Linked DNA regions of Mus musculus: region 1 is linked to region 2. The links are chromatin loops, found by intact Hi-C in ENCODE. Cell type or tissue: left cerebral cortex. All regions are shown on one strand.

Region 1 (8,000 bases), 1.9 Mb after region 2:
ATACACTTGTTCTCTCTCTCTCTCTCTCTCTCTCTCTCTCTCCCTCCCTCCCTCCCCCTCTCTCTTTCTCTCTCTCTCTCTCTCTCTCCCTCCCTCCCTGCCTCTCTCTCTCTTTCTCTCCCTCTCTCTCTCTCTCAAAAGTTTGGAAATTAGCAAATAGAGAAAAATGTTTAGTGAAGAAACATGTTAGAAACACACACACACACTGGGCTGGGCCTATAGCTCAGTTGGTAGAATGATTGTCTACCTCACAGGCAACTCTGGAATGAACCGTGTGAACCCTACAGAGACAGAGACAGACAAGAGAGAGAGAGAGAGAGAGAGAGAGAGAGAGAGAGAGAGAGAGAGAGAGAGCACCATGGTACACACCTGTGATCTCATCACTTGGGAAAGAGAGGCAGGATGAGCAGAAGTTCAAAGGTCATCCTCGGTGAGCTGAAGGCTAGCCTGAGCTACACAGGATCCTCAAGAAGACAAGTTGACCTAACATAACTTGGTGTGTTGTCTCAGGCAGTAGCATTGAGTGTTATGGAAGCCCAAGGTCTGGTTTATTCAGGGTCCAAACAGCATATAGATCCCACAACCTCTTGCACCCTTGCATGTGATATCTGTACACTGGACTCAAACTCATTCCAAGATTCTTTCTGGAGTCAAGATTTTAAGAAGTCGTTGTCATGGAGCCGATGTAGGAAGACATATAAAGCCAGTTGCCTTTCTTGCCCAAAGAGCAAATAACTGTGAGCCATCTCCCATATCCCCAGCTCTCCTGACTTGGTGCCAAAGTGAGGGAAAACCCAAGAGAAATGGAACCAACAGCTTCTGGTCCTGAGCCTTGCTGGAGAGACAATGTACACACAAGAAACTCAGAGGGCTGTTATTTTTAAAACTTTATCAGGAGACTGGAGAGATGGTTCAGCAGTTAAGAGCACTGACTGCTTTTCCAGAGCTCCTGAGTTCAATTCCCAGCAACCACATGGTGGCTCACAACCATCTGTAATGAGATCTGATGCCCTCTTCTGGTGTGTCTAAAGACAGCTACAGTGTACTCATATAAATAAAATAAATAAATCTTTAAAACAAACAAACAAACAAAAAAAAAACAGAACAAAACCTTTATCAGGACAGAGAGTAAAGAGTAGGCTGTCTCCCTAATTGGTTTTGTTTTGTTTTTTAAAGACTTTATGTGAACAGCTAATTTGAAGGATTTCCTGTTTCAGTTTTTGGTTTTTTGGGAGTTACACATTTTGGTGACTTTAGTCTTGGAAATCTTACTGGCTGCCTCCCCCTTCCAGTCAGAACAAAGCTCACTGTGCCTTTGCTTTGTTTGGGGTTTATAAACTATGTTCTCAAAACAAGAGAACGCTGACAAAATACTAGCTTTTAAAATTAGAGAAAGAAATGGCTTGTAGAATGAATATTTTATTTAGCTGGTAATTGACTTAAACTGATATGTACTAGGTGGCTCCTGGCTCATTTTTCAGAATTATCTTCTGACCCTGATAACAAAGATAATTTTAATTGTCTTTTGTGTGTGTGTGTGTGTGTGTGTGTGTGTGTGTGTGTGTGTATGCTTGTGTGTTTTATATATTTTAGCCCCAAAGGTAATTATTGTAAGATTTTTAACTTTGCTTAACTAGCTATAATGATGCCCCTGACTTGACCTTCTGTCTCCTTTTTTTTATAAGCTAATAAAATTTTATACATAATCTTCATTTTTGGTCCCTGGGCTTGTACTTTTTATATCAAATTTCTTTCAAGAAATCACTTCTTTTGTTAAAATTTCAAGACAGGACCAGATGGAATTCTAACTGGGCTGTGGGGTTTTCAAATAAGGTTTGTCTGGGGTGGCATTTAGCAGGAAAAGGACCTCATTTCAAAAGACTCTGGGATGCTGGGCACTTTCTGGAGTATCTGTCATGACCAGTTCTCTGGCAAGGAGCCAAGCAGAAGGTCCCTGACATTCAGACTCGGGGCAAGAGGTTATTAGGAGAAGGTGTGGCTGAGTCTGGAGTGAGGCGTGAATTTCAGAGAAATATCAAAACTCAAGGAGGAAGTGAAATTTCAGATATGTCCCAAATTCTCAAGCCTGTCTGGCAGAGAGCTGCCCCGAGGCCACGGGGAGCCCTGTATATCACCTGTGCACAGCCACCAATAGCACAGGAAGTACTAGCACTTGGCTGCTGTCACCCTGAATGGGGTCCTCCCCACCCCCAGTTTCTTTCTGTGACACTGTCCAACCCACACTCCACTTTTGATTGATCCATAATTCTTAAGAGGATGGGGCCCTTATGTTTCCTGTTTCTGACTCCATCTTTAAATTCTTTACCAAGTGGATTGTTTTATGAACGTGAGCTGATTGCCTTTCTAGTCTTACCTTGGATTCTTTTAGCAAATAAAGGCAAACACTATCAAGAAAGAGCTTTAGGAAAACCTCCTGAAATATCATTTTATCACCATCAATAAACTAGAACAAGTTTTATTTAAACATTAAAAATAAATACCCAGAAGTCTTTAAAGATACATTCATTGTAGTAGAGGCAGACATTTTCTGGACACTAAAGGAAGAAATTTCTTCTTTGTTGCTCTTGTTTTGTTTTTGCTTTGCATTGCTCTGTTGTAAGTAAGGCGGGGTCTCATGCAATCCAGGCTAGCCTTGAACACTGATCCTCCTGCCTCCAGCTCTTGAATGTTGGGATCACAAGTGTATGCTAACACCAGCTAAAAGCAAGAAACGCTGGTGGAGTCTTTGATCTCTCAGAGTGACTCTGATGGTTAGATATGTCAGGGCATGTCACTTTATACACGTGTACATATGTGTATACAGAGTCCATAAACCAGATCTTGTGTCAGTGAGCACAATCAGAAACAGTTTGCATTCCACCTTAGTGGGCACAATGCATGCTGTTAATCTCCTGCTGTTGATAGGGTAAGCAGATCCCATATCCCAGCACTGTAAAACCCTTCACCCCAGCAGACCCCACCCCTCCCCCTCCCTCCCTCCCTCCCTTCCCCCCCCTACTCCTTCCTCCCCCTCCCCCTTCTCCCCTTATTTATCCTGACCTAGCTTGCAGGGGCAAAATAGACTAATGGGTAGGCTTTCTACTTACACACGATGCTGGCCTCTACTCTCTTTCTGGATATTTTGAGGCTGGTATAGACCCAGAGTCCCTGAGTCCTTGGCCTATGAGTTCCGGGGACATTCCTTTACACCTGGGTGACATGGCCCCAAGAGAGGAGAAGCAAGGTTGTCTCTGAAGACTCTTCTGAGGGTTTACACAAAACAAGCCAAAAGGCTCTGGAAATCGTAGGAGATTGATAGCAGAAGGTTGGTGTGGGGAGCTCAGAGAAAGCCAGTTTGCTTTCTTTCTTTCTTTCACATAATGCAAAAGAAAGCAAAGGTTAGTCTGAGATAGGTGAGGAGTGCATACCCCAGTACTGGATTGCTTAAGGAATGAGGATCCTGAGTTCCTGGCCAGCCTGGGCTACACTGCTGGGAAACACCAAACATAATTAAAAATGTGAGGATGGAGCCCTGAGAAGTGGAGAGCTTTTGCATGCTAACAAAGGGAACCATTTATTTCCAGTTTTCCCCAGAAACAAACCAAAGAGACAGCGGCCCCAGAATCACTTGGAGCCAACCCAGAGGACACCAGAGAACCTTGCTGACCCACAGAAGTTTCTTCAGCTGCAGCCTGGAAGCCACCAGAACTGGGTACAGTCACTGCCCAGAGAGCGGCTCCATCCATTAGCCAATGCTGCCTCCCTCAGCTGGCTGCTGGCAGGTGAAATTCTTTTCTTTCCCCAGGAACTGGGCTGCTGACTTGGGGGTTTTGTAGCTGGAGTTTGAAGAGAATCACTGCAGGGGATTAGGGTGCTCTGCTGCCCATGACTGCTCCCCAACAGAGAGATACATCCCAGTCCCATAACTGGCTTTCTCCTCTCATGAGGAATGGGCAGAGAAACACAGGCAGCATGTTTGTGAGGCCACCGGTATCATAAATGGCTCATAATCACCACGATCTCTCTGAAATCGGTTGCTTCTGCAATTAATGGCTGATTTCACAGTGCATTAAGCATCCCTGGAAACAAGTCATTAACTGTCAGCAAGTGGGAATGGGCTGTGGTTCAAAGGTCCCTCTGCTGCCTTCAGGAGACTTCCCTGTGGGAAACAGGAACTTGGGCCCAAGGACAGCAAGAGGGAAGATGGCTGTTCAGGGCACTGGAGATACTGAGAATCTCAGTGTAGGCTGACCTCAGAAAGGTACCTGAGGCATCTTAGCTCTGGCCTAAAGCCACAGAACTGAACCACCCTCTGGTCAGGGACATTTAGGTCCACTCCTGCCAACATGGGAGTACTGGGCTGTCTCTAAGGGCAACAGAGCTAGTGACTTTCAGGTTCTCTTCCTCTGAATTCACAGAATGGAATTTACCAGGAAGGATGAGTTTTACCGAGAATTTTATTGTCCATCCATAAGTGGTCACTTAAGAGGGAGTGCAGAAAAGACTCAGAGCTCCATAGGCTAAGAAGGTGGTCCCAGGAAATAGGTCTCCAATAAGCTGCTGGCCTGAGGCTCTTGAAAGGACATATGGCAGAAACTGGGGGCATTCTCAGAACTGATGCTTTGGGGTCTCTTCCCTGCCTGATTAGCTTCTATCTCTAGTTTTCTTCACTGCTAACCAGTGTAGGAGGTCTAGAGTCTGGTCTAGCACCATGCTTCTGTGATAAAGAAAGGGAGGGGAGGATTGGAGAGCTGGCTCAGCACTTAAAAAGCACTGACTGCTCTTCCAAAGGTCCTGGGTTCAATTCTCAGCAACCACATGGTGGCTCACAACCATCTGTAATGGGATCCAATGCCCTCTTCTGGTGTCTGAAGAGAGTTACAGTGTATGCATATACATAAAATAAATAAGTAAAGATCTAAGAAAAAGGGGGGCAAGATTCTTCAACTGTGGGCTGGCAGTCTTCACAATGCATACCTTTGGGCATCTTAGGGACACACAAGTCATTTCAGAGACAGGCCCTTGGAACTCACTGCCCAGCCAGCCTACCTGAACCTCAGGGTAAAGGACTGGGGAGGCAGCTCAGTAAGTATAAAGACCTCTGTGCAAGCATGGAAACCTGAGTTCTTCGTGTAAAAGCCAAGCCTGGTAGCACATACCTGTGACCCAGGGCATGTAGGGGAGAGAGACAGGAAGATCCAGAAGGCTCATTGGCCAACTAGTCTCTTCCTAGTGTTTCTGCCAGATTCAATGAGAGATGTGCACCCCCAAAAGGTAAAATGCGGATGGGGGGCTGGAGCAATGACTCTGCACTTTAAAACATTTACTTAATCGTTGTTCTTACAGAGAACCTGAGTTCAGTTCCTAGCATCCACATCAGGCATCTCAGGTAACTCCAGCTCCAGGGAATCCAATGCTCTCTTGTAGCTTCTGTGGATACCTGAACTCAGAAGGCACACACACACACACACACACACGGGGACACACACACACACACACACACACACACTTACACATAAATAAAACGATATATATATATGTATATATATGTGTGTGTGTGTGTGTGTGTGTGTGTGTGTGTGTGTGTGTGTGTGTATGTGGAGATTAGTAACAGAGGAAGATACTTAACATCAATCCCTGACTTCCAGAAACAACAGAATAAATAAACATGAACACACATACACACACATACACACACACTGGTAGAAGAAGAAGGAGAAGGAGAAGGAGAAGGAGAAGGAGAAGGAGAAGGAGAAGGAGAAGGAGAAGGAGAAGGAGAAGGAGAAGAAGAAGAAGAAGAAGAAGAAGAAGAAGAAGAAGAAGAAGAAGAAGAAGAAGAAGAAGAAGAAGAAGAAGAAGAAAGAAGAAGAAGAAGAAGAAAAGAAGAAAGAGAGGAGGAAGAGGAAGAAGAAGAAAGAAGGATGAAGAGGAGGAGGAGAAGAGGAAGAGGAGGAGGAGGAAGGAGGAGGAGGGAGGAAGAGGAGGAGGAAGAAGGAGAAGGGAGAGGAGGAGGGAGGAGAATAAGGAGAAGGAGAAAGAGAAGGAGAAAAGGAAGGCAGCTCCCAGGGAACATCACCAGAGTGTGAAACAAGAACCCGAAGTTATGCATGAATATACACAAGACATACCCCACCTATCCATTCACCCATCAAAATAAACACATACAGTAACAAGGAGAAAAGGCCAGGAGAAGACAAAGCAAGTCAACATGTCAGCATGATCTCCCCCACTTCCTTCCTGAGCGCCTTCCTGGGCCCCCTGAGGCTGTCCCAGTAGCTCTCTGGGGGAAGCTGGGTATCTTCACAGAGGACTTCACCACAGGCAAGCATTTGGCAAGGGTTGACGTGTTCTTATCTAAGTTGACACCCTGACTCTGGGTCTCTGGGCTAAAAGATACTCATCAGAAGCATGTGGCACTTTCAGTGAAACCAAGGGAAGATGATCTATTTACTTTAGCCCTGAGAGCATCACTGTTAAACACTACTATCTATCTACCTATCTATCTATCTATCTATCTATCTATCTATCTATCTATCTATCTATCTATCTATCTATCTGTCTATCTACCTACCTATCTATCTATCTATCTATCTATCTATCATCTATCTATCTACCTACCTATATATCTTTCTATCTACCTATCTATCTATCTATCTATCTATCTATCTATCTACCTACCTACCTATCTATCTATCTATCTATCATCTATCTATCTACCTACCTATATATCTTTCTATCTATCTATCTATCTATCTTTCTTTCTTTCTTTCTTTCTTTCTATCTATCTATCTATCTTTCTTTCTATCTATCTATCTATCTATCTATCTATCTATTGGTTATAACTCTTAAAAATAGAAACAAAAGGAAATGTGCCCTAGGGGAGGCTCGGGGACTGCTGGGACTGCTGGGACCTTTGGAACTTTGTGTGTGGGGTTCCAGGCAGGGCTGAAGGGGCCAGGTTGCGGGGACAGCAAATGGGCTCAGAGAGGCAAGAACAAAAGCCCAGAGAGATGACCTCACCCCAGTAACAAAGCTGCAGGCTGGCCCTCTCCTAGGCTGCCTCAGTTTGGTGCCAGCTTTTGTGACTACAGCTTAGCCGTTTACACGGCTGCTGTGCAAAAGCACTGTCGTGTTCATTAACTCATTTGATCCCTTAACTCTGGGCAGCCAGGCAGGGCAGGACTTATTCAATCCCTTCAGCCAAAGGAGAAGATAGAAGTCCAGCTTGCAAATCACAGTGACCCTGGCAGGTCACCCACTCCGCCCCCCACCCCCACCATTCGGTCATCCTCTGCCAACGCTTTCCCTAGCTTCAAAATAAAATGACACTATTTGCTAATACTTACTGAGAACTTATTCAATAACAAACAGACTGACATGTCTGCAACATGACATAAATTGACTGACCCTCTTGATAACGCCATGGTGGCATGTATTCATTTCCAGTACCTGTGGCAAATTACCAAAAAGAGAGTAGCTTTAAAGAGAAATGTGTGAGATTCCTAGAAACCAGAGATCTATCCTTAGTGTTTCTGGGGTCTTTTTGGAGGCTCCAGAGAAAAACAGTTCTTTCTCTTTTTGTACTTTTGGTGGCTTCTGGCATGCCTGGCACGTCGTTGCAACATCACCCCCAATCTCCTAAGAATCTCTTGCCCGTCTTCACACTCCCTTCTCCTCCCTGAGCCTTGAGGAATCCACTTTGCTGACTTCTTTTATAAGGTCCCTTTGAACCCCATCGGCCCACCAGTAATCCAAAATAATTAATTACGTTCTATCTTAAAACCCTTAATCACTCTACAAAGATTCATTTTTTTCCAAATAAATGAACATTTGAGGGCTCTAGGGGATGGGATAGAGGCTTATTCAGAGAGGACCTATTCAGCCTATCGCAAATAAGTGATATTCGATGCCCATTTCTTTTTCTCAGAAATGACACTGAGGCCAGGAGAGAACACACAGGTCTGGGGTCAGGAGATGCTGCCAGTGTAAATGACACTAAG
Region 2 (8,000 bases):
ACCAAAACAAAAAAAACCCAAAACAACAACAAAAAACAAAACAAAACAAAAAAAAACCCAAAACAACAACAAAAATAAAACAAAACAAAAAATCCCAAGATAAAAAGAGCCTGGGAGGAAAGATTGGAAGCCCTTAAGTTACCTGAGCTTCTTTCAACCAAAAGAGCAAGCCCAGAAAATCCCTGAGCTTGGGAGAAGTGGGTACTTTGTTAGTAGACCATGAAAATTTACTTCAGCCCATTAGGATTAGGGTTAGGGTTAGGGTTAGGGTTAGGGTTAGGGTTAGGGTTAGGGTTAGGGTTAGGGTTTATTTCAGCGTGTGGCTCAGCTCTCATTCCTTTATTGCTCTTTTGGAGGCAGACCGCAGGTTGAAGCCTGGCACATCTCCAGGCACCTCTTTATCTTGCTCTTAATAAATCACCATTCCTGAAGATTTTCATGTGTCTTTATACAGTTCACTAGAAAGAGGTGCAAGGACCCAGAAACTCCAGCATCTGTTTGCCAGACTCAACTCTGCACCTGTGACAAACCCAAGTGAGGTCACACTGACAGGGAGTTTCCCCCTCAGAATCCTTTTGTTGCAGCAGCAATAAATAAATTAACTAATTAAAATATAAAAATAAATGTAACTGTCGTGTGTTTATAAAAAGATAAAGAGAGGAGGAATATGTTTTGGTGGATTTGTAGTCAGGTATGTGGGAATGGGGTGCCTCTATAGGCCCATGCTGAGGCATCCCTTCCCCCTGAGGGACCAGCCAGCCAGTATAGTATAGAGCTTACTCAGAGAGGGGAGTTGAGAGTGTAGTGGGGGGGAAGAGAGAGAGAGAGAGAGAGAGAGAGAGAGAGAGAGAGAGAGAGAGAGAGAGAAGAAGAAGGAGGAGGAGGAGGAGGAGGAGGAGGAGGAGGAGGAGGAGGAGGAGGAGGAGGAGGAGGAGGAGGGAAGTAGAGGCCGCCAAGAGCACGGATGGGGTGGGTGGGGGGAAGGGACGAGGGGACAGAGTGGGAGCAAGAAGGCAAGAGAGAGGAGGGAGCAAGCAGTCTCTTTAAAGTAATTCAAGCACACCTGGCTGTTACAGGGTAACTGTGGGGCGGAGCTTAGACACACACACACACACACACACACACACACACACACACACACACACAAATGCTAACGGGATAATAACAGTCGCTGAAGTCGCTAACCTTCTGTTTTAAGTCTCCCATATGCTGACCTCACTGGCAAGAGCCGCCACTCTAAGCTTCGATATTCTTTCAGAACATTGTCAGAAGAGTCAGGAAGCTTCCCAGATCCCTTTTGTAGGTAAAGTTTGGCATCAAAGCAGCAAACTTGATTTAGCAAGGACTCATGATTTAAGTTAAATCAGGTCTGCAGGGTATTGGGGGTGGGTAGGTGTTGAAATAAATAACCAACTTCCTGGTATTGATACATTAGAGAAGTTGGGTTCTAGGAATAGCCTACTAAAATCCGTGTCCCTTGCACACATTTCGTTTCTTTTGAGTGGTGTCAAATTTTACTCAGCAAAAGTGAGTGCATCTTGTTGTTGCAAATTTCTACTAGAGAAGAAAGTAAACAATCGATTAAAAACAAACAAACAAACAAACAAACAAACAAAAAACAGGTTCAAAGGTTCCTTGCTGGGAACCAAGGCTTTGAACTGCAGGCTGATAGCGCCACCTGGCGTGCAGCTTCGGAAGCACAAGCTTGGATAGTTAAAAAATCCTCATTTCATAACTACTGTGGCGCAGATGTTTTTACAGAAACAAGATGGTCATAAAATCTCCTTAGGGTATGACTTTGTGGGTGTTGGCTTTGTCTCACACGTATTCAAGCTCCTGAAAAATCTTCTTTGCCTGGGTTTACATGCAGATAGATCCTTGTTAGATCAAAGTCAAAGCTAAACTTCCAGGAGCCAGAAATGATAAACAAATAGGGGAAGGGACTAAGTGCTGTTGTGAAGGTAGGCTTCACATTGTGGGTCTAGGATATTTATAACCAGGATTTTTTTTTCAGGTGCTTTAAAAGTCTGCTTTGCAAGTTTGTAATCAGGTGCCGCCTATGAACAAGAGAACCAAGTTATGGTTGGAAGACCATTCTCTCTTAATAGAGAATCTGGAGGCATGAGAATTTGCATGTTCTCGATTTTTGGCTCCCTTTATAGCATAGGCTGGCCTCGAACTTGTGAACTTGTGATCGTTTTGACTTACCCTCCCAAATTCTGGAGTCACTTAGTTCTCCAAGTGTAGGTTTTTTTTTTTTAAATGGCATATTTACATAAACAACACAGATTGTGAATGGAAAAATACCTGGATAGTATCAAGTCAGGACATTTACTCTCGCAGGTGTGTCCAACCTGAGGCTCGTGGCAACACGTGGCCCGGGATACTAATAAATGCTGCCCAACACAAAAATCCTAAACTTTAAGCATTGTGAGATTTTTCTTTTCTTTTTCCTATTTGGATATTCGATTGAGGGCTTCTCTAGTGTAAATTTTGGAAATGACCATGTCACAGTATCATGTCGTAGTGTCAAAAGGTTGTACACCTGCAGGGCATGGGACGAAACTGGAGCTCAGAATAATCTCATCAGAACCTTTCCCCCCTCCCCGCCCCCCCTTTATAGTCCAGTTGAGCTTGGACTACATTTCCCAGGATACTTCACTGCTGGGACTCATTCAGGATTGGGTAAAACAATAAGGAAGTGCCTTCGGGTCGCCCAGCAACGTGCAGAGTCCTGCATGATGACTGGGTAAGCACGCCCCTTCCAGGAGGCTGAGGAAGCTTATTCCAGTTTCTGAGCCGTTCCTGCTTTTCCTTCCACCCCCCACGGCCGTTCCATCTCTTCCGCGTTCCCTCCCGTGCTCTTCTCAGGCTCCGCCCCCTTTCCCGCCAGTAGCTGCAAAACCCGGAAACTGGATTACAGCCGCGGACCGGCTGGGCGAGCAGTGCGCAGGCGCGAGCGGTCTGGTCCCCTCCCGGACGCGCGCGGCGCGGTTGAAGCCAGAGTGAGTTGCTGAGGAGAGCAGGCGGCTACTTCTGTCTCCAGCATGGCAGCTCTGCGCTATGCGGGCCTGGACGACACGGACAGTGAGGATGAGCTGCCTCCGGGCTGGGAGGAGAGAACCACCAAGGACGGCTGGGTGTACTACGCCAAGTAAGCGGCCTTGGAGCGGCGTTCCTGGGAGCCGTGTCCTGCGAGGCCTGGACCCTGCGCTGCCCTGCCAGGCGGGCATGCGCATCCGAAATGCCAGCCACCTGTCCCAGGCTGTCCCCCGTTATTAGGGGATCTGGGTCAAGGTCCCGTCACCTGGCCACCCGCCGCACGCCCCCTGCCGCTCACTAGGTGGCACTGCACCGTGCGGTGGTGGCGCCTAGGTCTTACTCCTCTAAAGAGGAAATAGAGAAAACTTCAAAGCCAAGCTCCTGCCATGGGGACCTGATCTGGAGGCCCAGCAATCTGTATTTTTAAGCAGATGTCCTGGATGGCTCGCAGTGGTTTCCCAGGGAAGTCTTGGAAACCTCCACAGAGCCTTTCCCTGTTGCTAACCGTGACCTTGGGCCACTGAAAGCAAGCCCCTGACTTTTCTGTTCTCCTCATCTCTGAAATGAGCAGACACAAGAATGAATCTGTGCTGTGCACAAGGCACTCAGTGGAGAGGCTAGTAGGTTGCCCCGCAGGCGTTTTCTGTTACTTGGACTGTATCTGTGGCAAAATTGCATAGGCGTGATAGGGGATAGTAGCTCCCATAGGGGGAGCTACTGCAGCTGACTCTATGCTTGGGGACCTCTGTTCATTTTTAAGAAATAGATACTTAATGGACAAAATGCTAGGTTTTCATACAGTCTTGATCAGGCTCTGCCAGTCAAAGAATGAAAAAGCGGGAAATTCGCAATGTAGCAGGTAGCAGTGGAGAAGTCTCCAACACCTCCGACAGCAGCAGGCACAGTCAGCAGGCTGAAAGGCACTCTGTAGGGGAGGACTCGTGTTCACAGGGCAGACACACATGGAGAAAACAACTGCAAAGCCAAAGGGAACTCTGGAGCCGAAAAAATTGCAGCCTCTTCTTGAGGGCTTTGGTTTTAAGTCATTGAGGAGTTTTCATTCCCTAATTTAAGAGTTGGTCAGTTTGAAGAAAAGATAAGGGTTGGTCAACCCACATCTGTTGGGTAACGTGTCCTGATGTGGTCTCGAACTTGCTGAGCCAGTCATCAGCAACAGCTGACTAGCAGGAGAAAAAGCCCACAAGGACTTTGTTTTAAGATGCCAGGCTTTCGACTCACATAAAGAGTGTGAGGAAGAAGCTGGCTGTCTTGGAAGTTCACCACCTGTGTCACCTAGCCATGGTTCCTCTCCCTGTCTGCCTTCCAAGATGTCTATCTGCCTCCAACCCCCGAGTTTCATGGTCTCCTTTTTCTTATGAATATTGTGTACTTTTCCTGATTTTTTTCTTCATATCAAATACTTCCTCTTCTATTTTCTTATATATCTGTGAAATATTTTTAAAACAGGGTCTCATATAGTCGAGGGTGGCCTTAACTTGGTTAGGTGGCCGAGGTTGAGCTCCCATTTCTCCTGGGCAAAGTGTGCATGAACAACACACCTGACTTTATGTCTTTAAAAGCTAGGAGACTCAATCTTTTTCAAGCTTTCTATGAGAGTATCTTATCACCTGGCTTTCAGAAAACAAACTATTGTATTAACACCTGTAAGTGTATTTTTAGTTTTTAATAATTAACTTAAAAAATTATATACAGACCAGACTGGCTTCAAACTCACAGAGACCTTCCAGCCTCTGGGGTTAATGGCACATGCTACAGTTTTGTCTAGCAGTGCTTCCTGTAGCCCAGGCTTGCCTAGACTTTCTTTTGTAAACAGGATGACATAGTTCTTGATGCCTCCACCTCCCAGATATGTAATTACAGGGTTTGTACTACCCTACCTGGTTCCAGAAAGACTTAAAAGATAACGTTCTTGCCCTGTTATCAAATTAGGAACTAATGTGCCCTGGCGTCTCCCCACTGATGGGCTGTAAAGTATGAGATTTGCAGGTACTCAAAGCTACTCACTGCTGCCCCTGGTGGCCAGATAGAAAGAAACAGAAAAGCTTTGGTGAGTTCATTCATTCAAGAGTCCTTAAGGGCCAGGCCGGTGGGTGGGCATTGGTGATGTCCAGCTAAGTGTGGTGCAGCTGCCATTCTTAAGGATCTCTGCAATACCAGCAAGTGATTTCTAATGATATAGTTCCAGTGCACTGTGTCCAGCGTGAGGTGGGTGGGTGGGTGAGGGAGGCCGCCTAGGAGAGGTGTCACTTGCCCTGTGTCTCAGAGTGCTGTAGAAGGTGGCCTCAGGTGGTAGGAAGTCAGGCAGGTTGGAGGGGGCAGTGGGAGGAGAGACCCCAGGCAGCCCTCTCTCTGTGGTATAGAGTTGTAAAGCCTGAGACTGGTGAGAAAGGAATCAGTTTGCAGAGGCCCTTCTGTGCTTCACCAAGGACTTGGATTTTGTTGTCGGACTCTAGAGCCAGCCGATGATCTGAAGCCAGGGAGTGATAGTGAGTTTGTGTCTTCAGAAGGACTGAGTGGCTCTGGAGACATGAGTGGATTGTGTGAGCAGGAGGTGCTGGGGTATAGGCATGCCAATGGTCCTGCATTGGGTGCTCCTACGTGGACCTCAGTGTGTGGAGTCTCAGCCCTAGAAAACGTCCTAGACTGTGCTGCTCCAACCACCTGAACTTAGCACTGTTTCTCAGTCCTTGGCGTCCGCTGTCGGCGTCTCGTCCATTGGTGATGATGTAATACAGTTTACTTCCTTTCCGAGGGTGGATTTAAGGAAATCAAGCTTAACCTTCGAGTGCCTCCTTCAGTGCCTGGCTGTGTCCCTCACGGGAGGGATGCCCTGTCACTGGTGACAGGTGGTTCTAGCTTTCTACCCACGTTTTAAGGAGAATGGTCTAGTACAGTTGTACTTTTTCACTCTATTAAATGTGAACCGAGCAAAAGTAAAGGAAGAAACAGCAAGTAGCAGATAGAGAGAAGCCTTGGCTAGCAAAATCTTATCAATAGAGCACTCACAGTGCCCATCAGAAACTGACTGGAAGAGCCCAGCTGAGAGAGGAGTAAAGCTTAGTCAGGTGTGTACAACATCAGCCCACATCTGGGAGCCCCGACTGAGGCCGTGGTGGAGCTCCCGTTGCCTGGTACTTATTCTCCATGTTTCCCTTAGCCATGGGCAGTTTTATATCATGGGATAAACAGTAGCTGAGGGAAGGCGCTTGGGAATCTTTTAGCTATGTTCAAGGACAAAGTGTGTGTGTGTGTGTGTGTGTGTGTGAATACCCTTAGCTGTCTGCTGTTTTCCTTTCTCCTGTCACAGACTGGGGAGCCCATTAGTCTCTTGGGAGCTTTTGAAGGGCACGTGAAATAAACACACTGGAGCCTGGTAAGGGGAAGCCTCCTATATACCAGAGTCTGCTTTCGGTGAGCTCAGACAACTTACCAATAGAATGTATGACAGCTCACCATTGTATTATAAGATTGCTCTGTGAGACCATTTGGACAGTGTCCTGGAGACAGCCCCATTCTGCAGATGACAGGAGGTGATGGCTGAGAGGTGGAGTCAGTGGAGCAGTGGTGCGTAGGGGCTGTCTGGTCAGACCCAGCGTTCACAGATCCGTGGTCATCTTGTCATAGCTAAGTGACCTGTGCTACTGTCTCGCTACACTCTTAACATCCTTTTGGGTGCACTCAGGACCCAGAGATTAATGAGACACTGAAGTTATACCTGGGGCCAAAATACAGATTTAAATATTTGTGAATGTGTGTGTGTGTGAAGTGTGTATGTGTGCATCCCATGGAGTATTGGTGGAGATGAGAGGACAGCATTCAGGAACTGCATCTCCTCTTCCTCCGTGGGATCCAGGCAGCAAACTTGGGTCCTCAGGGTTGCATGGCAAGCACTTTTTCCTCCTGAGCCATTTTGGCAGGCCAGAATATACATTTTAAAAGTCACATCTGGCCGGGCATGGTGGCGCACGCCTTTAGTCCCAGCACCCCGGAGGCAGAAGCAGGCAGATTTCTGAGTTCGAGGCCAGCCTGGTCTACAAAGTGAGTTCCAGGACAGCCAGGGCTATACAGAGAAACCCTGCCTCGAAAAAACAAAACAAACAAACAAACAAACAAACAAGTCACACCTGTAATTTTAATAATTAGGAAGCAGAGGCAGCAGAATCAAGCGTTTAATATCATCCATGGCTACGTAGTGAGCTCAGCCTGCGCCACATGAAACCTTGTCTCCAAACAAAACCAAAACAAACCAAAAACCCAAAACTCAAAGTAGAAAGAACAAGGAAAATAAACTTTAGCAATGCAATATTTAAGCTACATCTAATATTTAAATATGAGCGTTATAAACCAGATATTGAAGATAGTCAGTGTATTCTTGAATAAAGGGAAGAGGAGTGCAGAATGTCTTGCTAGAGCTTTGTGCTTCCCAGAGCTTTGTAAAGCTGACTCTAGCTGCGACCCTGCCCCGCTTGCTCTCCCAGTGATCCCCCTGCCTGCCCTGCAAGATTCCTTCAGGTTTGATTCTGACCTACAACCAGAGGCCTCTGACCTGTCGTCGTCAGCAGACCATCTGCCCTGAGTCTGCCTGTTCTCAGGACTCCAGCTATATCAGGAAGAGCCACAGCTAACACAGTGACATCGTATAGCAGTGTTAACTTACTCTGTTGTGGGTCTCTATTACAGTCACACTGAGGAGAAGACCCAGTGGGAACATCCGAAAACCGGCAAGAGGAAACGGGTCGCAGGAGGTCTGTATGCCGTCCCAAGCAGAGAAGCATTAAGTAGCTAGGGGAGATGTCAGCGGTGGTGAGGTAGCAGTTAACCCTGCCTTTCTGGGAAGGCTGTCTGGTGGGTGGCCGTCAAGGAGCAAGGCTGTCAGTCTGAGAGCATAACGGGATTTGGCAGAAGGAGAAGATAAGATCTTGAGGTGGACAGAAGGA

Evidence for each region. A loop is a pair of places that touch in the nucleus more often than their neighbours do. Peaks named below come from ENCODE experiments on the same cell type or tissue, not always from the same donor. Only the 100,000 strongest peaks of a DNase experiment are listed, where the experiment ranks them.
Region 1: it touches region 2 in a loop (3-fold over the local background); 4 of 42 quality-filtered maps call a loop at or near these places.

The regions. Positions count from the first base shown.
Region 1 is chr8:116,360,626-116,368,625 of GRCm38, forward strand. No RefSeq gene overlaps it. Among named protein-coding and RNA genes, the nearest start is that of Gm31278, 12 kb to the left of the region's middle. In left cerebral cortex, a CTCF peak has its summit at 3,763 (motif pointing left); DNase peaks (open chromatin) are centred at 3,755 and 7,060.
Region 2 is chr8:114,436,725-114,444,724 of GRCm38, forward strand. It overlaps Wwox (WW domain-containing oxidoreductase), which reads left to right and starts at 2,928. Exons shown (of 9, transcript NM_019573.3): 1 at 2,928-3,154; 2 at 7,744-7,808. The coding sequence starts at 3,048. In left cerebral cortex, CTCF peaks have their summits at 1,681 (motif pointing left), 3,325 (motif pointing right), 3,529 and 5,083 (motif pointing left); DNase peaks (open chromatin) are centred at 1,724, 2,100 and 2,837; H3K4me3 peaks cover 1,189 bases; H3K27ac peaks cover 403 bases.